Regions from separate parts of the Mus musculus genome. Here regions 1 and 3 are each linked to region 2. A link is a loop called in an ENCODE intact Hi-C map of the cell type or tissue named here. Cell type or tissue: heart. All regions are shown on one strand. Region 1 has its middle 120 kb from the start of Arhgap20. Region 2 overlaps Gm39338 (a long non-coding RNA gene). Region 3 holds the start of Gm25562 (a small nucleolar RNA gene).

What was found. Hi-C counts contacts between places; a loop is a spot of excess contacts. Peaks named below come from ENCODE experiments on the same cell type or tissue, not always from the same donor. Only the 100,000 strongest peaks of a DNase experiment are listed, where the experiment ranks them.
Region 1: it touches region 2 in a loop (2.2-fold over the local background); 3 of 42 quality-filtered maps call a loop at or near these places.
Region 3: it touches region 2 in a loop (4-fold over the local background); 2 of 42 quality-filtered maps call a loop at or near these places.

Annotation. Positions count from the first base shown.
Region 1 is chr9:51,637,624-51,645,623 of GRCm38, forward strand. No RefSeq gene overlaps it. Among named protein-coding and RNA genes, the nearest start is that of Arhgap20, 120 kb to the right of the region's middle. In heart, no CTCF peak of the experiment used is centred here; DNase peaks (open chromatin) are centred at 88 and 4,248.
Region 2 is chr9:51,332,120-51,340,119 of GRCm38, forward strand. The region is part of intron 1 of Gm39338 (a long non-coding RNA gene); the gene reads left to right. Among named protein-coding and RNA genes, the nearest start is that of 1810046K07Rik, 7.2 kb to the left of the region's middle. In heart, a CTCF peak has its summit at 3,357; a DNase peak (open chromatin) is centred at 3,362; H3K4me3 peaks cover 213 bases.
Region 3 is chr9:52,284,430-52,292,429 of GRCm38, forward strand. It overlaps Gm25562 (a small nucleolar RNA gene), which reads left to right and starts at 6,770; the gene lies at 6,770-6,902. In heart, a CTCF peak has its summit at 3,133 (motif pointing left); no DNase peak of the experiment used is centred here; H3K4me3 peaks cover 486 bases; H3K27ac peaks cover 647 bases.

The DNA.
Region 1 (8,000 bases), 310 kb after region 2:
ACCGGCCAAATTGAGCTTGCTTTCTATTTTAAACCATTTGCCCCTCTTACTTCTGTTGGTACCAAGTATCTGCCGTTGCCTTGGAGAATAAGTGCATTGCTTTTTGGATATCTGACCTTGCAGAGGGGATACCAGGCCAAGAAGCTGATTTTTCCTGGCTAGGTTTAATCCAGAGGAAACCTGTTAGGTTGCTGAGATGGTTGGCCTCTGACATTTCTGCTTTGACTGACAATCACAACATATCCAGAAGCTTCCAAATCTTCCTATAGACTCTAAATAGTCGAGAGATGTTGAAGGAAAAGAGAATGGCTCTTTTAAAATTAGGCCACCCAGTTATTTCAACAGAAATGGGAGTAGGTGATGTCTCCATTGTACAAATAGGAAGCCAGTGGTTTACAGAAGCTAAGTGGTTTGGACAAGGTCAAATGGCTAAACACAAGACAGAACCAGGCTTAAGTTCCAGGGCCACTAGATAATATCCTTACTTACTTTATGAAAGTGTCATGACTTGTCCATTGCAGGATGGAACTAAATCAGCTCAAGGGGAGAACATTTCATCCCAGAGCTTAATCTGCAACATCACATAAAAAATAACTAGGAAAAAGGAGAAAAGACCCTACACTTAAATAGGAAAGTCTCTTAAAAGCCATACTTCAAATTTCTCCTATGAAGTAGTCACACAACTTACTCAGGATCACACAGTGAGCTAAAGGCAGGTCTGGAAGAAGACCGGGGAATCTTGGCTCCTGTGTGTTATCAGTTCACTGACATTAGTGGGAAGGCACAGCAGTGGAGCATGAAATATTTTGTTTCTGAATTTAAAAGAGAGGGTAAGTTCCAGAAACTGTGGCTCAATATTGAATACCAATTTCTTTTTAATTCTAGAATAAAATTTAAAATACATGGCTTACAAGCCTCTGCAAAAAGAACTGTTTCAGGTGTTCAGCATCAATTATCATGGGTGAACTCCACAAAGCTGGTCTTTTTGATTACTGAAAAATATGCCATACATTATATAAAGAATTTTAATTAAAAACTAATCAGTTATAAAAGGAAAATACTCCAGTAACTTGGAGATGACATAAAGGCAGTGTTTCTTGATTTCACTAAAGCATTTGTAAAAGTATTACATACCAACTGTAAACAAGGTGGAAAGGTGGAGGGGTGTGACTTGGAAATTATAATATACATTGTTAAACAACTATATCTATACAGAATGTCACTACAAGAAGGTAGCCCATGTGTTAGTGTTGAGAGTGGCTCTGAAAAACATGTCACAGTTAATATTAAGAAGAGTTGCAAAGGTCATTTACCCAGGAGAACACATAAGATTATAGCAGTTGTCTTTGAATAAATATGTAATGGAGCCTTTGTAAAGATGGGTTATACTTAGTCGATGGGCTGATGAGATAAAGAGTTGTACAGTTATAAAGGAAGACTTGGGTGCTAGGGCGACAGCTCAGCCAGTAAAGTGCTTGCCAAACAAGCATAGGAATCTGAGTTTGGATCCCCAGAACTCACATAATTAACTGGGTGTGGCTCCTGCCTGTAATCTCAGTACTGGCTAAGGAGATCCTTGGGGCTTGCTGGTGGGACCATCTAGCCAAGTCAATGAGTTTTAGTAGAAGACTGTGTGTCAAATTAAAGTGGAGATCGTCTGAATTGATGAAGACATCTGATATCAACCTTGAGCACACACACACACACACACACACACACACACACAAAATACTAATAGAAATAAAAGAAAGCCAAAGAAATATTAATCCTGGCCTGATCCAAGTACTCAAATTTTTCTCTATCTAGAGGCAGAGATGCCTGCTTCTGCTGGCTCCTTTTCCTTAGGTTTTGTTGGTTTGTTATTGTTGCCATTTCCAGTCTGGGAACTCAGCCCATAGGATGATACTACCCACATAAGAGTAGGTCTTCCTTGGCTGGAGGGATGGCTTAGTGGTTAAGAGCACTGACTGCTCTTTCAGAGATCCTGAGTTCAATTTTCAGCAACCACATGGTGGCTCACAACCATCTGCAGTGGGATCTGATGCCCTCTTCGGGTGTGTCTGAAGACATCGACAGTGTACTCACATATATAAAAATAAATAAATACACCTTTAAAAAAAAGAGTAGGTTTTCCTACCCAAGTTACTTTAATCTAGAGTTTTCACAGATGAGCCCAGAAGTTTGTGTCCATGGCCAAGATTAACCATCACACTGTAAGAATGGAAGCCGGAAGTTTGCTTAGCATATTTCAAATTATTTTATCTGAAATATGTCTCTATCAGGTTTGTTTGCATATGTTGGACCCCTCTGGATATGATTCACAAAGTCCTAAGGACAGTAAAAAATGGGTGCTTTACAGATTATTTTAATAAATATTCCAAATCATATTTAACTAGTCTAGGCAAGAAAAGTCATGATGCCTAAAGTGCCTGGGCTAACATGAGAAGAGAGGTAGCTATTGGGGGCGGGGTAACTGCTGGGGAATGGATAACTGTTGGGGGAGGTCTGCACGCCAGTGTGTGATTGGTTAGTGAGAGTCCAATCCAAATTAATAGCAGCTTCAGCTTGTGAAAGGGAAAGCCTTTAGCTCCTAATTTCCAATGAACTAAAAACAGAAGCAGAGATTCACCTAGTGGAAATGCTCTTGTCTGCTTCTCAAAGTTCCTACTGCACATCAAATCCATGGTTTCATTCAGGAGGTGATGTTGTCTCTGTATGTCTTAGAGACAGGACACACCCACAGCAGTCACTCCTGGGATGTTTACGATGTGTTTATCCACTCCAAATGTTCTATGAAACTTTGACTACGTTGGGATTTATGTTGATTCATCAAGGTATTCGCTTGCCATCCTGAACATGAGGTATAGCTGTACCTCTATGGCCAATGCATCTTTCATGGCTGTGCCCCAAGGCTGAGGACCATCCAACGGAGCCTTATTGACAGTTCTGTGAGCTTGGGACACTGTCTTTCCCTTCAAGTTCACTGTATGTGAACTATAACAGGTGCACAAAAAGATATCTAAGTCACAATACCATTTGTTCTCCCATTGTTCTTCTATGTGGTTCTTGTAGTACCTTCCTTATTCTTTAGAAATCACACTTAATGAACTGTCCACATTTATAATTGGACACTCCTTCCCCTTTCTTCAGTGACCTGATACAACTCTAATACACCCTCTGCTTCCCCGGTCCTTTGCTCCTCCATGGCAGTCCTGCTGCCAGGCTTCTCTGGACTCCATCTGCAGTCTCCATCCCCTCTCAGACTCAGCATGGATCCATAACATCAACCTCAAGTCTGCATTTCTCTTCCTTTTCTGAATCTTAGAAATACCATTCTACCACCTCATTTTGGCAACAGTCCCAACTGAATGCATTGTAGGTCTCCATTTCATTGAATAATTCTTTTTTTCTGTCATATCTGTCATTAGCTTTATTAATAGGAATATTATTCCCCAGGCCACATGGCTCTAAGTTCTGTTTTCATCCCTCAATCCCTGAAGTTCCCAGAGTCACTCACCACGTCAGGTCCAGCCCTAGGCTGTGACATGCTTTACAGCTTTCCCTGGAGCTGTAGACTGGGTTCTGCACAGCAGCAATCAGATGAGGGAGGTAACAGTCTGGCTGGCAGAGCTTTGACTATAGTGGTAACTGAGAAAGATGAGATGATGTTTGGAAATACAAACAGTAGTAGAGGCATCAGTAGCCCACTGGGAAAATGCACCCAGCTGGATTTAAGAGAGACAACATAAATTCTTTGCTATACTTAGATCCTAAGGCTCTAAACCAGGGAAAATATTTGTAGCTGTAAAATGCAGTTCATTTTGCAAATTCCCAGCCTATGGCTGATTTGTACCTGGTTTGTAGGATTTTCAAGACAATAATGACAACTGGCCAAAACTGACAGACAGGCAGGCAGACACCGTGAGTGGTTGTTAGGATTTCAGAGAATGAGGAACTACAACAATAAAGACCCTCAAAAGCCATACTTTCAGGTCAGATTAAAGAGCAGAAATATTTTCCATCTCTGTACTGTCCTAAGCAAGGCAGTAAACCCTTCCAGGATTGGAAGTACTGTGTAACCACTGTTGAGTGGAAGGTATGTCATGTTTATTACACTTGTCAGACAAGTCTGTGGTGAGGCTCCCTCTGCTCTTCCATATCTTCCCTAAAGTGCTAGAGGAATGAGTGGAAGGAGTGCCCGCACAAACCTCCTGGTGTTCTCCCACGGTATTCTGAGTCCAGGACTTGTGTCCTCCACAGGAGTGCCAATCCACTACAGAGCTATTTCCTTATATAGGAAGAAGGCCTTGGCACGGCTTGCCTCACTCCATAAATGTAGGCTGACAGAGTAGGTACAGTCTGTCTTCATCTCACATGTTAATTTTCCAGTTCATCTGGCATGCTAGTTGACTCTTTTAAGTTATTAGTGTGCTTCGGTGAGGGCTATAGAAAGAAACTTAGACCCATGCTTCAAACTGGAAACTTTGCTACTCCATGCTTCTCAGTAAAAGGAACAGGTTAAGAAACATGCTCAGACAGATATTCCAGTGGGAATATTATGGGTAATGTGTGATCCCACCTTACCCCTAGGAGAAAACCCCTGTGAGAATAAAAAGAAAATTAACTTCATTTTTGCTGACTTAGCATGCCTTCTAAAGTATCCAAGGGATAGAAGGCAGGAAGAGATGCACTTGCCAATTTAAATCTGACTGTTGCTGGGGAAAACAGAATCATGTTTTCTGAATGTCCTAAAAACTGTTACAAATCTCATAAGTACTGAACAAATCCCTGGCCAGTCAGAATATTTTTTATCTTCTGCTTCCCCAACCCTTGATAACACAGAAAAAAATCTAAAAAAGCTTTTAATGTGCTTTATGAGTGAAGAGGCTATCATTGTCTTTGATAACTATAAGGCAGTGGGAACGTTTTATGGGGGTGGAGAGGAGAGAAGGAAGAGAGAAAGCTAGGGAGGGAGGGTGAGGATAAATTATTACGATAGTCAGGTTCAAGGCAACATACCACAGAACCATCGTTCTTGAGTGGTGTGTTGTTCTTGTCAACATTGGAAACAGTGTCTATTGATGTAGGTATGAACTAAATCCAACACAATTTTATTTAACCCCAAAGATTCAATGTTTCTACACAGAAACCAGGTGAGGCTGGGCCCACATCTCACTTCAGGAAGTCATTGATGATGTTTCCTTCAATCTCTTGCTATACAAGAAGGAAAGCATGAGGTCATGATCATGAGTCCTAGTGTTGAAACCCACCAATTCAACTGTTTACTGCTAGTTTTGTGGCCTGAACAGGTGAATCCTCTTATCCCTTCCTTGTCTCAGTGGATGACTAGTAAGCGCTGGTACTAGTCTTTATAAGCTTGTATAGTAAGTGAAAGGAATAACGTAGAACATTGTTATTCATTGAACATTAACATTTTGTGTTTATACTCTGGCCCAGGTGGGAAAACAGGTAGGATTTTTAGTTTTCATTGACTAAAGTGATTATCCTTCCTTGTACCACTGACTACAGCATACCTCTGCTGTGTGTTCTTCATCACTGTCTTGATGTTGAGGGAAACAGAAGACAAAAGATCCTGACAATTTCACCAAGCCATCAACCATGTGTGCTTTTAGGAAGGTTTTTCAGGTTGCTGCTCCATCAGACACCTAAGCACAGTGTGAGGACTTCTTGGCTGTGTGGAGATCATAAACAATATCACATTCTCTTCCGTGGAGTCATGGAAGAAAGCAAACAAGAACACTCAGAACCAACCAAACTCCCTCTCCAAAGATTACAGAGATGCAAACACATCAAGGAAAACTCCCCCATTCCGGATTCTTAAATGAAATAATCTATATTAAAAGAACATTAGAATGCAAAGTCCTAGAATTGGAAGACACTTAATAATAAAAGAGTCAAGTGTGTGTTCACTGTTGGGGTAAGGTCAGGATGACTTTGAACTAGGGACTCAAGAGGGCCCAAATCCTGCTCTTGGCCACTCATTTCCTCAGAGACTCCTACAGGATATAGTCTCAACTCCAGCAGCCTCAAACAGAGCCAGTGCATGTCAGTATGAGGATCTGGCTTGTAGAAGTAAAATGTAGAGAGGATCAAGCAAAGCCCAAAGGTAAAAAGGTGATCCACCTCAAAGCTCTCTCCACTTAGCAATAGAGAGGGAAAGAAAAGGGTTCCGTTGTCTCCAGTCTTGAGACTCGCAACCCTTGAGTTGCAGATGCAATTCATTTGAAGTTCTGTTCCTTATCTTTAGTGATAGAGCAGAATAAGATACTCTGGCAAAACCATAAAGAACGCTAGTGAAAGTGTCCACATTCAGAGAATTTCCTAAGTCCACCAGCACTCACTAAGGTAAAGGACAAAGGGTTGAGAGTCAGAGAGAACTGGGGCCCAGCCTTGCTTCCTCTGGTCCCTAATTGCATGTCCTAATAAAACTGCCTTAACTTCTCTAAGCCAAGAGTTTCTCATCTAAAAATAAACCATTCTCTCTACAGAGGGCTGTTATGAAAATTAAAAAAAAAAATGTAACCCTGCTGAAGCCCTGAGCAGAGAGCCTGGCACACCATTGAGTGTTAAATTAGTGGTAGGTGTTCTTATCATTACAAAATCCAGGAGTCACCTCTACAGTGTCCCTAACAAGTTATTAGCTCATTTCTCTCTGGTTATCTCTGGGGACAATGGGTTCAATGTGTCAAAAGAAAACTTATTATATTAGTGGATAGCTGCTAGAAAATTATGTTTTGTATTGGACATGGACACTTTTAATTCCTACTTCTTCCCCTGGAGCAAGATAAAATAAGCATGCTCTGTCTTCTATATGATGGCGCTTTATGGCCTGACAGTGGTTAGTAAGTTCCCCTGAGTCCTATCTTAGCCAGAATCAACATCCCTACTGTTCCTAGCCATTATTTCTGGGATCATTTCTGAGCGCTTCACCACCAAGATTGCTTCCCTTCATCCCTAAGGGATCACGTAAAAATCACTGAATGTAGGCTGTCATTGCCTTGTCATATAAAGGTGACTCTCTCAGACAATTCACAATGGATATCTCTACACAGCACTGAGTAGTCAGGAAAGAAGTCACGCTCTTCAGGATAACATGATTTATTAATAAAAGTTATCTGACCTTGCTAATTTATCTCTCTAATAAATGTCCACTTAGTACTTATATGATATCTGGCCCTAATTCAGAACTGGACTACAGTCTAGTGATCTCTCTTTCCAGAGGACATGTCATAGCTCCTGGCTCACAAGAATGTGAGTGCTGCTAAGGACAAAAACGAATGTAAGCTGGGAACTGGGTTCTACTCTACTCATTTGGTATTCTCCAATATTCTTAAAATCACACACGCACATGCACGTGAGCACACACACAAACACACACGCACGCACATTAGATAGATAGATAGATAGATAGATAGATAGATAGATAGATAGATAATAGATGATAGAGAGAAGGGGAGGGAGGTAGGGAGATCTACTGTTATGAATCATAATGTACATATCTGATATGCAAGTTATCTGATATGTGACCCCCTGTGAAAGGTTGTTCAACCTCAAAGGGGTCATGACCCACAGGTTGAGAACCACTGCACTATCTCCCATCTCCCTGTACCCTATGAAACTATTTATTTGTCTCTCAGATCTCAGCACATGGGCAACCTCCTCTAATTGCTGTTTACATTGTATGACCTGATTTAAAATGTTCATTCTAGCATCTCTTTACTCTTAAAAAATTACTATAATTATTTTTCATTTCCCCCATTTTGCTTGTATATGAGATATCTCTGTAGTCTCATGGGTTTGAACACTTGGTCCTTAGTGGATAATTCTTCTTTGGAAGGTTATGGAACCTTTAGGTTGTGGGGCCTTTATGAAACAATTGTAGGTGGATCCTGAGGCCTTCGTGTGGATTTACTTCCTGTCTGCTGTCTCTTTCTTGACTGCAGACACCAAACATGCAGGGTGACCAGCTGCTTCATGTC
Region 2 (8,000 bases):
TAGTTAGAAAACCTCTATCTCGGGAATGTGGAGACATGAACTCGTGTAGCTTAGAGTTCATGAAATAAGAAAATCTTCGTAAGATTTATTAGCCCAAATGTTGATGTCTCCAACTCATTTCTCTAATAAGAAAAACAGAGTAATTTCTGTAGGTCACCCAGTGCTTGCCGGGCTTGCCTGTAAAATGGCTCTTAAGTGTGAAAGCTGGGGTGACATTGCTGGTCCTATTTTGGGAAGTTCTGAAAAGTTTGGGTCTTGCTAAAGGATATAAGTCACTGCAGGGTAGATCCATGGGGACATCTTGACCTTATTCCTTTCTGTCCCTCTTCGTCTTCTTCCTTACCACCATGATAGATGCCCTGATTTATCATCCCCACACCTCAGACCACGGACTGCAACAAACTCTTCCTCCCTTAAGTGTTTCAGTCAGATATTTGGTCATGGTGATGTAAAAGTTACTACACTGAGTGTGTGCAAGAAAACAGCAAGATCCACATCATTACGGGCTGACTGCTTAGTGGAGAGCAGAGTCCTGACTGAGGGACCAGAATGCAGTGTGGGCAGCGTCACTTGGAGGCTGCTCTTGTCTCTAGGTACTTAAACTTCATCGAAGTGCTTATTATTTAAAAATGTGTGGTTTTGATAAACATCATAATCTCTCCTCTCCTAAATGGTCAGTGTCCTGGTTTTGTTTTAGTTGACGTTCCATGTTACAGTCATCATTGTGGGGAAGTCAAGGCAGCGAGGACTTGAAGCAGTCAGTCATATCACATCCATAGTCGAGAACAGAGGGACGGATGTGTGCTCATTCTGTTCCCAGCTAGCTTTCTCTACTCATACGCATTTCAGGGCCCCAAATCAGGAAGGGTACTGCCTGCTTTTAGGCTGGGTCTTCTCACACCAGGGAAAGCATTCAAGGGAACTCTTCATAGATGACTGGCCAAGTTGACCTAGACAACCCTGCACTGAGACACTCTTTCTAGGTGATTGATTCTAGGTTATGCCAAGTTCACAACCAACCAAAATGTTCAGAAGCAATACCTTTCTTTCCCTCCTTTCTCCATTTCTTCTTCTCTCTTTCTTACTTCTCCTTTTAGACTGCCTTCCTTTTCTCTCCTCCGCCCTTCCTCTAGAACCTCTTCTTTCATTTTCTAATCACTGCCACGGCTGTCAACTTGACGACATCTGGAGTTAACTAAAGCCTAAGCGGCATCCCTCATCAAACTCCAGCTTTCTCTTTCCTGGCTTGTGAATTCCTTCATTTTCCACCATCAACATTTCTATTCAGTCCACCTTACTCATCCTACAATTCCTGATGTTAACTCCCCAAGTGACTCCTGAGGTCCCTAAATGAAGGCTAGGTATCAACCTTGAATCCAAGTCCCCCCCTGGTAGCACAGCGATGCCAGACTTTGCCTGGTGGCCTGTATTGTCCCTCCCATTTGCTCCCTACAACCACCTGCATCTCCAAGCTCCAGACTCAGCTCACAGCACTTCCCACTGCTGACAGCCTCATCTTGTCCCTCCCAAGAGTCTGTCCTTTCAATTAGGTCTCATATAGCAAGTGCCCTCTCTTGTCCTGGATCGAGACTGATCCCTCACATTTAATCTTTACAGATCTTTCTACTGTTCCTAATTTTCTTGGTGGAACTGTATCCATCTACTCCCTTGGACTTCTCACTAGATCTCCAGTTCTAAGGATGAGTGTACACGTTGCCTGTGGAATGCAGGAGGCATTCAAATGTTTAATGTGAGAAAATTTCTTTTAATGAAAATGAAGGAAAAAGTTCTCTAAAGGACTCTGCTCAGAAAAATAAAAACAGCTTACTACCCTTCTGAACAGCAATGAGAGAGAGAGAGAGAGAGGAAGAGAGAGAGAGAGACAGAGACAGAGACAGAGACAGAGACTGTTAACTGTGGCAGAGATCTGACCTATAACTAAGAGAGTCCTATCATGACTGACCAGTAAGACTATATGGCTCCTGGTGAAACTAGGCTTTCAGTTCAGCTTAGAAAAGTTGTTAAGCCAGGTAGTGGTGGTGTACGCCTTTAATCCCAGCACTTGGGAGGCAGAGGCAGGCGGATTTTTGAGTTCGAGGCCAGCCTGGTCTACAGAGTGAGTTCCAGGACAGCCAGGGCTACACAGAGAAACCCTGTCTCGAAAAACAAAACAAAACAAAAAAAAAAAAAAAAAAAACAAAAAAAAAAAAAAAGAAAGAAAGAAAGAAAAAGAAAAAAGAAAAGAAAACTTGTTAGGAGGCCTTGTTCTAGTCAAGGCAAGAGCGACCTTGAAAGATAAATGCAAAGGCGAGAAAAAGAAACAATGAAGAGGACCAGCGGGTCTGCAATCAGGATGGATATGAAGAGGAAGGAGAGAGAGAAAACTGTCACGTCTCCTCCCCAGATTGGACTGAAGGGGAAGAGTTAAGTGTGCCTTTCTCTGCCTTTGTCTGAAAGCTGGGCCCAGGGAAGGATGGAAACACCCGAAAGCTCATTCATGGAGATCTATGGAGCAACCCAATCAGCTGTTTGGTTTTCTGGGCTTGGAAACTAGTACAAATCTACGCTAAGCCACCCAAGACTGGCTTTGCCATTTAACCGCCTCATGTGCAGCTGACACGAAGGCAGGAACATTGCTTAGAGCTTTAGAAACTGTGTTGAGTACCTGTACTGAGTTCCCTCAGGCCATCTCTCCCAGCTGCTCTTTAATAAAGCTCACTATTCACAGGCCGGATCCAGATCACCATTCTGGAGAGGCCCTGATAATATCCATTGACCTGCTCTTCCAACCTTCCCAGAGAGGGTGCTTAGAGCTCCGGCCCCAGAGGTTGTTGTCTCAGTCCTGCTAGGCCAGGCCCCCTCAGGGTGTTCCTTAAATTGTGTCAAGGGGCAAGAGTTAATATTTGCCAGCACTTGAAGCCATAGGAAGAGGACCCTTCCCTAACATATTCTGAACAAGCCCCACAGAAATCTGTGCTCTGCCAAGAATGCATTTTTTTTTCTGGTTTGTCCCCTACCCACTGCGTTATCAGTCTCTGCATGGACTTACTTGCCTGTAGGTGCTAACTAGGGTCTACAGATATTCAGGATGATTCTAAGCTTGAAGAGGTATTTGGCAGAGCACCACGTCAAGAATAAGTTACTAAGGTGTGGGGTTTTGATCACGTACATTCTATCTATTCCTTGCTTTGGGACAGACACATTGGGCAAAATTACAGTCCTTGAACAGGTTGGCATTTAAAAAAATGCAGCATCTAATGATTTGTAGCTATTAGCTACAGGGAATGCAGAAAGCAAGCCATGAGCTTGGGGTAGGTCTGAGTTACTCCTGGATGTACTTCCAGCTTTAGCCACGAGGTGACGCCTCAACTCTATATGGAGCTCACTGGAGGACTTGTATGGCAGCTGGGCTAATCAGACCTTTCTGGTAACTACAGAGACACAGTCACGGAGGGTGTGGACTTTTTTCTTCCTTTAAATTCTGGACAAACCAACCTGAATGGTCCTTCGTGAGTGGCTGCGGGAAAGGAGGCCATTTCCCACCATTCACTGCAAAGTACCCCGCCCTCTTTCTCTCCTGTAGGAGGGAAGAAGGGAGAAGATTGGTGACCAGATGGGGCTGTTGAACTGCGAAAACATGGCTATCATTTATTAGCGTGCTCCAAGTTACAGACTAGATGGAACCAAGCAAACTCCAGCCCCCAAGAGGCTCTGGCTTATCATGGGGACACTCACAAGATAGTATCTAGCTTTTTCTCCAAGAAAGAGCTCTGATATGATGCACCTTGTGGTCAGGGACAGCCCTGCATTTGAGGGACAATCTAGTATGGGGATGGCAGCCTGTTCTTTGGGTTTGAAGGTCTAGCTGACCTTTGGGAGGCAGAAGCTCCTCAAGATAACACCTAAGGCTGGCTGCTCCAGGTTCCCCCCGACCCTTGCGCTTCTTTCTCTTGTAACCATTGCACATCTAACTGGCAGGTTTTTCCTTTTGCACACAAGCACACACGCACGAATCTTGCTTTGCTAGAAATACAACTCTTGAAATTACTTCGTTTGAAAATATTCGTGTCGTGTTTCCTCTGGCCAGGTGCTGCGCTTGTAGGTTTTGTACGGGGTGAGATACTGCTGAGAAATACATCTGCGTTGACAGCCATCTATAAGGAGGGCTGCTTTCTTCTGTATATGACAAATTCATCTGCTCCTGGAGTTAGTGTGGGGAGATATACAAGTGAGCAGAGAGGCAGAGTGCTGAATACAGGAGTCATCTATTCTGTATCCCATCCTAAATGGCATTCATATCACCCCAGGAAAACCTTGGGAACCACACTGGGGCTAACCTCTACTTTCCTTAGAACAACTCTCTTCCACTTACAGATTTGTACTTTAAGGACCGCAGGTTGTCCTTCATTTAGTGGCCTGCTGACTGATTGTTGGAGCAAAGTAGTGGCTGGAGAATGAAGGGGAACAGTGTCCTCCCTCTTGTCACAGGAATTCTGAATGCGCCCCTCCCCCATGGGTGAGAGGAGGGTTTCTTTGCTTTTGTTTTTTTTTGTTGTTGTTGTTGTTTGTTTTTTGTTTTTTGATTAGATATTTTCTTTATTTACATTTCAAATGTTTTCCCCTTTCCAGGTCTTCCCTTCAGAAACCCCCTCCCCCCTCCCTGGCCTCTATGAGGGTGCTCCTGCACCCACCCACTTCCATCCTACCACCTTGGCATTTGCCTACACTGGGACATCCAACACCCTCAGGCCCAAGGATCTCTCCTCCCACTATGTCCATCCTCTGCCACGTATATGGCCAGTGCCATAGTCTCTTCATGTGTATTCTTTGGTTGGTGGTTTAGTCCCTGGGAGCTCTGGGGGTCTGGCCTATTGACACTGTTGCTCCCTCCATGGGGCTGCAACCTGCCTTAGCTCCTTAGGTCCCTTCTCCAAGTCCTCCATCAGGGACCCCACCCTCAGTCCAGTGGTTGGATTGGAGCATCTGCCTCTGTATTTGTCAGGCTCTGGCAGAGCCTCTCAGGAGACAGCTGTATCAGGCTTCCATCAGCAAGAACTTCCCAGCATCCAATGTGGCCTTTCCTTCAGTCTATGCTCCACACTTTGTCTTCATATTTCCTCCTGTATTTTGTTCACCCTTCTAAAAAGTACTGAAGCATCCACATTTTGGTCCTCCTTCTTCTTAGGCTCCATATGGCCTGTGAATTGAATCTTGGGTATTCCAAACTTTTGGGCTAATATCCACTTCAGTGAGTACATACCATATGTGTTCTTTTTTTTTATTATTAGGTATTTTCCTCGTTTACATTTTCAATGCTATCCCAAAGGTCCCCCATACCCACCCCCCCACTCCCCTACCCACCCACTCCCCCTTTTTGGCCCTGGCGTTTCCCTGTACTGGGGCATATAAAGTTTGCAAGTCCAATGGGCCTCTCTTTGCAGTGATGGCCAACTAGGCCATCTTTTGATACATATGCAGCTAGAGACAAGAGCTCCGGGGTACTGGTTAGTTCATATTGTTGTTCCACCTATAGGGTTGCAGTTCCTATTAGCTCCTTGGGTAATTTCTCTAGCTCCTCCTTTGGGGGCCGTATGACCCATCCAATAGCTGACTGTGATCATCCACTTCTGTGTTTGCTAGGCCCCGGCATAGTCTCACAAGAGAGAGCTATATCTGGGTCCTTTCAGCAAAATCTTGCTAGTGTATGCAATGGTGTCAGCATTTGGAAGCTGATTATGGGATGGATCCCTGCATATGGCAATCACTAGATGGTCCATCCTTTCGTCACAGCTCCAAATTTTGTCTCTGTAACTCCTTCCATGGGTGTTTTGTTCCCATTTCTAAGAAAGGGTAAAGTGTCCACACTTTGGTCTTCGTTCTTCTTGAATTTCATGCGTTTGGCAAGTTGTATCTTATATCTTGGGTATCCTAAGTTTCTGGGCTAATATCCACTTATTAGTGAGTACATATTGTGTGAGTTCCTTTGTGATTGGGTTACCTCACTCAGGATGATACCCTCCAGGTCCATCCATTTGCCTAGGAATTTCATAAATTCATTTTTTTAATAGCTGAGTAGTACTCCATTGTGTAAATGTACCACATTTTCTGTATCCATTCCTCTGTTGAGGGGCATCTTTTCTGACTGAGTTACCTCACTCAGGATATTTTCAAGTTCCATCCAGTTGTCTGCGAAATGAAGTTGTTTTTCTTTTCTTTTTAAAAAATTACTTTATTTTTTACACTCCATATTCCATTCCCCCATCCACCCTTCCATTGCTCCACATCCCACACTTCCTCCTCACCCCTTGTCTCCATGTGGATACCCCCTAGCCCCCGCCCCTTCACCTGACCTCTAAACTCCCTGGGGTGGTGCATCATCTCTGAATGAACACAGACCCAGCAGTCCTCTACTTTATGTGTGTTGGGGGCCTCATATCAGCTGGTGTATACTGCCTGGTTGGTGGTCCAGTGTTTGAGAGATCTCAGGAGTCCAGATTAATTGAGACTGCTGAGTCACCTTCTCTCTCAGCTTCAATTCAACCACAGGGGTCAGCTGCTTCTGACCATTGGTTGGGTGCAAATATCTGTATCTGACTCTTTCAGCTGCTTGTTGGGTCTTTCAGAGGGCAGTCATAATAGGCCCCTTTTTGTGAGCGCTCTGTAGCCTCAGTAATAGTATCAGACCTTGGGACTGCCCCTTGAGCTGGATCCCACTTTGGGCCTGTCACTGGACCTTCTTTTCCTCAGGCTCCTCTCCATTTCCATCCCTGTAATTCTTTCAGACAGGAACAATTATGGGTCAGAGGTGTGACTATGGGATGGCAACCCCATCCCTCACTTGATGCCCTGTCTTCCTGCTGGAGGTGGGCTCTATAAGTTCCCTCTCCCTACTGTTGGGCATTTCATCTAAGTTCCCTCCCTGTGATTCCTGGTAGTCTCTTACCTCCCAGGTCTCTGGTGCATTCTGGAGGGTCCCCCCCTTCCCTGTAACCTCCTATTTCCTGAGGTTGCCTGTTTCCATTCTTTCTGCTGGCTCTCAGGGCTTCAGGCCTTTTCCTTCACCCAATACCAGATCAAGTTCCCCTCAAGGGAAAGTGGAAGTAGTTTTTAATAGCTGAGTAGTATTCCATTGCGTAAATATACCACATTTTCTGTATCCATCCCTCTGTTGAGGAACATCTAGGTTGTTTCCAGCTTCTGGCTATTATAAATAAGGCTGCTATGAGCACAGTGGAGCATGTGTCCTTGTTATATGTTGGAGCGTCTTCTGGGTATAGGGTGTCTGCTTCTTGCTGTTAAGTGGCTGTTAGCTTTCTTAGCTGAGGAATAGGATTCCTTTCTTCTTCATGACATACAAGGAGTGGAGCAACAGTGGAACACTGGGAGTGAGGAGATGAGCCCCGGCCGTGTGGAGGATTACAGGTGGAGGTGGAGGATGGTCTTTCACACCTAGCACTCCATCCATTGTCTATGCAAAGCCTGCTGTTCACAGTCCTGGGAAGTCTCTGGAATTTTGGAATGGTATTGGTGAGAAAGGAGTACCACAGGAACCCTGGCCAAGGTAGAACTGTTTAGAACTGCTCAAGATCATGATAATTCCCTCTGGGAAGCCATGGCAGGCTGTTCGCCATCACACACTCCGGTGATGTTATCCCATGGATCTGCAGGTTGGCCTCTGCTCTGGACCATTCTAGGGCTGCCACGCTAGCTTTGCTGGTGTCAGGGGAGGATTTAGCTGGAAGCTTGATGGTCCAAACTTTGTGATCTAACCTGAATTTGTGCTTGATTGCTTTCATAGAATTTGCTAGTTACAGTAAATATGGTGTATTTACAGATATATTCTCAAGTAGTCAAATCATTGGCATTTCTTGAATTAATTTTAAGGCAATACTTCTGCACTAATAGTGTACACTACAGAAACGTTGAAGATATGTGTCTCTCATTTGAGGTCTTTGTAAAGTAGCTGGAGAGTAATCTACAGAATTAGTAGGCTTGAACTT
Region 3 (8,000 bases), 950 kb after region 2:
CCTGCCTTGGAAAAACGGAAGAAAAAAAAATTAGAATCTCAACACAAGCCTCACAATCTAAGTCCCATCTAAGCAGCAAGGCCAACATTTAGAATTCGTATTCAGCCAGGAAAATAGCTAACCATGAGTAGAGATAAGAAAATGAACTGAATAGAAAAAAGTCCTCAACAGACACCAGGCCTAAGACTACAGATATGTTGGGGTTCCTATCTGGTCAGGATTTAAAAGCTTGTGAAAATCACAATGATTTATGAGTAGTTAGAAACACACTTGAGGGCTGGAGAGATGGCTCAGAGGTTAAGCACTGGCTGTTCTTCCAGAGGTCCTGAGTTCAATTGCCAGCAACCATGCGGTGACTCACAACCATCTGTAATGGGATCTGATGCCCTCTTTGGCATATGGGTGTACATACAGATAGAGCACTCCTAAACATAAAATAAATCTTAAACACACACACCCACACACCCACACCCACTCCCACACACTTGAAGCAAAGATACAACACTAGATATACCCAGGAAGTGTAAAATATAAAATAAAACAGAATAGATATTTTGGAGCTAAAACTAGAGTATCTGGCATAAATAAATCCATATGTAGTGGATACATACAGAGGAAGATGCAGAGAGCTACAAGATTGAAATTACCCATCCTAAGTAATAGAGCCAATACAGAATGAGAAAATACACAATGCATCAGGGGCCTGTGGGATATTTAAGTATTTAACTTTATATTGTTGAAATTATGGAGGAATAGAGACTAGGCATGAATGGAAAGTAACAGAAGTAACAGCTGGAGGCTTTATTTGGTTAAAAAGGTAAGCTGTACAGGTTCAAGGAGCTGGGAAGATCCTGAACAGGTAAATGCAAAGAAATCTCCAACAAGACACTTCACAGTCAACTGCTGAAAGAAAGCGAAAGGACACGTGACATCAGCGAAAGGTCGACTCCACCTCCCACTCACAAGGAAAAACTAATTCCAAGCTGACAACCCTTCCCGACACGATGCAGTCAGAGGTGGTACAATTTTCATGTCCTAGAAGGGAGAACTCTTAACCCAGAACTCTTTGTTCAGCAAAACTATGCTTTAGGAATGAGGTGTGTGTGTGTGTGTGTGTGTGTGTGTGTGTGTGTGTGTGTGTGTATGTTTGGGGGGTTGGGATTGTGACGTTTTCAAGAGAAAGATGGTAACAGAATCCGTCAACAGCAGCTCTTGGCACAGACACACCTGTACCGTTCCAATACCCTGGTTGCGCTGGCGTACCCTGGTTTTGCCGGGTACGAGTATTAGAGAATCCGGTAGGCAGAATACAAGGGACCCCAGCATCATTTCTTACAGCTGGATTTGAATCTACAATACACACAAATAAAAAGCTTAAGTAGAAAACGTTTTTAAAAGGCAGCAACAACCCCCCGTTTAGCACCTGAGATCATACCAATTTTTGGCGTAGAGAAGACGTTTAATTTCCTGAATGAATAAGAATTCTAAATGTTGGCCTTTCTGATCGGATGTGAGGGTGTCTTGGGACTCTGAAGCCCAGGAACCTTACAGCTCCGAGGTGGAACAGTGTCCCAGTGGAAAGGCATCCTGAGACATGGGAGCCCAGGAACCAGCCAGCTCTGGGAGGAAGCTGCCTCAGCAGAGACGGTGCAGGCTCCCAGGGGAGGGCATCCCTAACTGAGCTCAGGAGCTCAGGAGCCTCAGCCCTGCTCCTTCCCTTCTTCCTTTCATTGCTTCTTGGCTTCTTCTGATAAGATAGTCACACCAGGCAGCCAATCTCATAAAAAGAGATTGATTGGAGAGTTCAGGGAGAGGAGGGACAAATCCAGGAGTGGCTGGTTATGCTCCTGGGAGGGAACAGATAGCGCAGGGAATTAGACAAAGCACAGCCCTTATTTAGGGGTTCTGGTGGGGGTGGGATCTTTGTGACAGTTATTGACAGGGAGGTCTGGGGGAGGGGCTTGGCTGCTGGATTTCCTCAGCCTTCTCCCCCATTTCCTGCCTTGAAGCTTTACAAAGTTTGCAAAGTTTATAAAGTTTACAAAGGGAGTTCACAGCAGGGAAAGCCTTCCTTGCCTCTTAAGTGACCCGAATAACCAACACTGAACATGGAAATATTTATTTGATATTTATTAAGGATTTTTTTTTGCCGGGTACGAGTATTAGAGAATCCGGTAGGCAGAATACAAGGGACCTCAGCATCATTTCTTACAGCTGGATTTGAATCTACAATACACACAAATATATATATATATATTTTAAATAAATATATCTCTGTATATCCCTGGCTGTCCTGGAACTCACTTTGTAGACCAGGCTGACCTCGAACTCAGAAATCCACCTGCCTCTGCCTCCCAAGTGCTGGGCTTAAAGGCGTGCACCACCACTGCCCCGCAAGGATTTGTTACCTTAAAACTTGCAGCGGAGTGTAGTACTCCTCCTGTCCCTCCTGTCTCATGACCTGTAGATAGCTCGCTTTCTCCCCTTTCCTCTGATTTGGTTTTGTACTTTTATTTGTTCAGGGAGCTTTAGATAACTAAAGAAATCACGTTTTCTTGAAATACCTAAGTGCTCACAGAAACAGAAATTTTTCATTTTATTTTCCAAAAATTTTTCTTATTTTTTTCTTTTCTTTATTTATTGTGGGTGCCAATATGACACGTTTTGTCCAGCTTGACACATTATTGAGATACAAATCTTAGCCAGTACAAAATTTAAGGTACTGGGCTTCCGTGTTTCTGTAAACTAACATCCAATGAATATTTTGGAAATGCATCCCCTCACCCCTTCCCCTTGGAGGAAAGAAGAGGGCCGTACTTCTGACCTGTTTGCAGGAACTACGAGGGAGGATTCAGGTCCCCACTGCTAGAGGTAATCTCTGCAGCCTGGTAGGCGCGACTGTTGTAAATGTATCTCGGAGAGACACATTTCCGCGCACAGAACTCTTTCCAACTTCACAGCTTCAAAGCCAGTAGAGTACACAAAGCAGGCTACGAAGGCAAGATTATTGGGCTGACGATCGATCAATGCTTCTAAGAGAAAAGGTGCAAAACCACACTTTTGTAGTCATAAATACAAGTGTGGGAGCCTGAAGCCATTTCATTACAAATCTGTGGAGCAGTGCCATCTAGTGGTCAGAGTTTGCCTTGCCGAATGAAGAAAAGTTAGAATGAAGAAAGTTAGAAAGAAACAGGGTTTCAGTAAAGTTTTCAGGTAAACTTGGTAACAACATTCATAAGTGTTCATAAGGTGTCTTCAGAACCGAAGGAACAGGTCCACTTCCACGGCTCTTCGAAGGGACCTGGGTAAAGAGCCATTCAGATACCTTGTGGTGGAACGTCTGTTTCTTTACTTTGGCTGTCCCCATCTCCTTTTCCATTCTCTTGATCTTCTGTACTGTAAAGCTCCCTGGTTCTTCTGAGCTCAATGCATCATAGACTCATTAAGAACAGTCTCGAGCTGAGCTTCCATCAAGATGTGCCATCTCCTAGCAACCTGCGTCTTTTCTGCGGGATGAGATATTTCCCACTAGAACTGCATCAGACTCTCTGGATCTCCTAATGTGGAGTTGAAGCCGTTACATTTCCAGCTCTGAGGAGAAGTGAAAGTTGTTTAGGGAAGTTTGCTCAACAGAGTCAGGCTACTCATTTCTGGATTGTTCTGGGTCAGGAAGAGCCAGTAACATTCTGTCCACCAGCCCTCAGCGTCCCATTTCACAACGGCTCCCTCACACCAAACATTTGTCCTTATCTTTAGGTTGTTCTTTTGCTATTTCTCCTTTGCTGGAAAAGTTATGCAGATTACCATCTCTTCAGGGAACTACAGCTCTGACTTTCTGCAATTCTCTCTGTCAGGTAAAGATGTTCCTTAGAGACTGTGGAGCAGTGTGTGGAGAAGGTGAGATAAAAAGGAGTTTCCCTAGCCTGTAGGTAGGGGCGGAGGTAAACCGCAGTTTACAATTCAAATTGCTTTAAGGTGACTTAAAAACAGTCTTTTCCAAAAATATTTTTAGAATTCTATACTATAAAGAATGCATGAAACACCTATGGTTTTGAAAAGAAACGGTATGAAAAGAAAAGAGAAGGAACCACTGTAACAAACCAAGTCTAACCAAAACAACAACAACAACAACAACAACAACAACAACAAAACAAAAACCAAAAAACAAACAAGCCCAGATTGTGGGATGACCTTAGCTGATGTGCTGAGTTCAGTAGAGTTGCCCAGGGGTTACCTGCACAGTGAAGCTTGATTTGAGACACTAAACTTAGAGAAGCTGATTTGGGCCCCTAGTCTTGGAGTTAGTCTCTGAAGAGATGAACCTCAGCTGTGCTGTGTGGATGAGGCGCTGCACATGGTAGCAGCTCTGTGGTGATCTCTAACTACATTACAACTGAGCGACAGAGAGACAAGCATGCCGTAGTCCCCTTGAGAACACACCCTCAATTACCTAAAGCCTCCAGCCAGACCTCTCTTAAAACGTCTACTATTTCCCCATAGTTCCACTCTGAGGATCGAACCTTTAAGACATACGTGTTTGGGGGGGGGGGCATCTAATGTTCACTCTAAAGCAAGACCTGTGCTAAGCCCTTTTACATCGTAACACATCCGATCCTCTTAGCAATCTTGATATCTTCTCCTCTTTCCTACCCTCACTTTACAGATGAAGACGTAGAGGCACAGGGATTATCCAGAGTGTTAATGTTGCCTAACTGGAAGGCAGTCCCACTCAAATCTCAGATTGAAATGAAAGGACTGAAGTTGCGCTCTGGCTGTGTGCTTACGACAAGTCACCCCTGTCATTGCCTAACCCAAGAAATGGGGTGACTACTCTGTGTCCTGTGCTGGGCTATTCATTTACATATGTGCTGAGTGTTAACCACGTGACAGATAGAGACACAACTGTGAGGGTGGATATCTTCTTTCCTTCATAGATCTTGTGTCATACTGAGAAAGGAAGAAAAGATAATGCAAAGAACCCTTAAACACATAGGTGTGTGTGTGTGTGTGTGTGGGCAAGTCATGACAGATTTCCCAGTGAAGGCAGCAATGCAGGGGCTGAGTCAGGGCAGTAAGGCTAAGGACAAGAAGGGCACACAGCGGTGTGACTGCTCTCACTCTTCATGAGGCGTGGGCTGGTCAGGCAAAGCTGAGGAGGCAACATGTTGACTGGGACCCGGAGAAACACTGGAGACTATGGGGGATAAGACAGTCTCACCCAGGATGACACATGCGAAAGCCATGTGGTCCAGAGTAAAGGAGCTATGCTGAGAGTAGACTGGCATGGGCTCATTAGCCAAATTACTGATTTGAACCTATTCTTTTGTGTTTTTTCTTTTTTGTGTTCTGGTGTGTGTGTGTGTGTGTGTGTGTGTGTGTGTGTGTGTATGTGTGTGTTTTGTGTCCTGTTTAATCAAAATTTTGCAGTTCTTTTTTTCTTCAGACACTAGGCTATGGGCAAAGAAGGTTGAATGACATTTTTCTTTAACATTAGCTCTCTATTTATTTCTTATGTTTATCTTTCTCATTTACCCAAGCAATACATAACTATTGTGAAAAACAGGTAAGTGAAATAAAAATTATTAAATGCCAAAAAGCCCCCTGTGCAGAAGTAAACATTATCATCATGTTAATGTATACAAACTTGCTCCCCTGTAGTCTTTCTTCCCTCATAACTTATGTAATTTACCACCAGGCAGGGGGAGAAAGCCCTAGCAGGAGGTGGACTGGCTAAGGAAGTCGTTTGTGCTTCCTCATATTCATAGTTTGCAAAATTTACTAAAAGATTTTGGCTTTAACATTACCAACACAGATTCACTTTTAAAGAATTATATGTCGAGAAGAAAAGAATTGTATGCCTTAGAAAATATATAGTCTGTGATACATATATTATGTGTATATCTCTGCGATATATAAAAGTCTATATATTTTCTCTAAATATATATTTTAGAAACAGGGTTTCTCTACATAGTTCTGGCTGTTCTGGAACTCACGATGTAGAACAGGCCAGTCTTGAACTCACTGAGATCCACCTACTTCTGCCTCTCAAGTGCTGGGATTAAACATACATGCCACCATGTTCTTAATGTTTCAAAAGGACATTATATAATTGCCTGATTAAATAATTTCTACAAACTTTATGTGTACAAGTGTTTGCCTACACATACGAATGTGCACCACATATGTGCCTGGTGCCATCAGGGACCAGAAGAGAGACTCAGATCCCATGGAAATGAAGCTCTGGATAGTTCTGAGCCACCATGTGGGTGCTTTGAGTCAAACCCTGGTCCTCTGAAAGACCAGGGAATGCTGCTGAGCTATCCCTCTAGCTTCCTAATTAAACAATTGTTGGCTCTTGTTTAAAGTGAACATTGGTGCCAGGCTCTTTAGAAAAAATTGAAAGCTGTAAGGACTGTGGTGGCTTAGTTGATAGCAAGACTTCTGCCCATGCTGGGGTTGGAGAGCCATTTTCCTCTTGTTTTCTCTCTTGCCCATCTTTCTAAGGCAATCCTTCACCAGGTAGAGGTTAAGAATAGCTCTACGTCACTTAAAAACATTGAATAACTTAACAAGTGCATGGAACATGGTAGACACTCAGTGCGTGCCATTTCCTCTTCTCTCTGTTCTCTCTTCTGAACCCAGGAACACAAACGCTACCTTGTTTGTTTTCTCAAAGTTGATGAAGAACTTCTGCACCCTTCCTCTCCCCTTCCCACCTCCTCTACAGCATTACCAGGCTACCAGCTTTATTAATTAAAAACTATTATTTCCTGCTCCCAGGGTCGTTGCAGGTAATGGCTTCTGGGTCACGTGTGGGTCAGTAGGTGGCAGAGAGGAGAAAGGCTACATCTATGCTATGTGCTCTGACCTGTGAACATCTGAACAATTAGGAGCCTAACATTCCCTGAAAGAATTGAGCTTGAGGCAAACACCAGTCCTCCACCAGGTGACTAGGACACGGAACTGTCCTCTGAGACCATGGTGGGATCCTGGCTTGTGTTGCCATGGGAGTTGGGGAGGGAAGTGGGGAGGGGTAGGGGAGGGAAGTGGGGAGGGGTAGGGGAGGGAAGTGGGGAGGGGTAGGGGAGGGCACAATCTGGATCTGGAAGCAGCAGGGTTCTTTTTTTTTTAGTTAATTTTTTTAAATTGGGTATTTATTTTATTTCCATTTCCATTTCCAATGCTATCCCAAAAGTCCCCCCCCCCCCCGCACGCTCCCCCCCCCACTCCCACTTCTTGGCCCTGTCGTTCCCCTGTACTGAGGCATATAAAGTTTGCACGACTAATGGGCCTCTCTTTCCACTGATGGCCGACTAGGCCATTTTCTGATTCATATGCAGCTAGAGACACGATCTTCAGGGGGTACTGGTTAGTTCATAATGTTGTTCCACCTATAGGATTGCAGATCCCTTTAGCTCCTTGGGTTCTTTCTCTAACTCCTCCATTGGGGGCCCTGTGGTCCATCCAATAGCTGACTGTGAGCATCCACTTCTGTGTTTGCTAGGCCTGGGCATAGTCTCACAAGAGACAGCTATATCAGGGTCCTTTCAGCAAAATCTTGCTAGTGTATGCAATGGTGTCAGCGTTTGGAAGCTGATTATGGGATGGATCCCGGGTATGGCAGTCTCTAGATGGTCCATCCTTTTGTCTCAGCTCCAAACTTTGTCTCTGTAACTCCTTCCATGGGTGCTTTGTTCCCAATTCTAAGAAGGGGCAAAGTGTCCATGTTTTGGTCTTCATTCTTCTTGAGTTTCATGTGTTTTGCAAATTATATCCTATATCTTGGGTATTCTAAGTTTCTGGGCTAATATCCACTTATCAATGAGTACATATCATGTGAGTTCTTTTGTGATTGGGTTACCTCACTCAGGATGATGCCCTCCAGGTCCATCCATTTGCCTAGGAATTTCATAAATTCATTCTTTTTAATAGCTGAGTAGTACTCCATTGTGTAAATGTACCACATTTTCTGTATCCATTCCTCTGTTGAGGGGTATCTG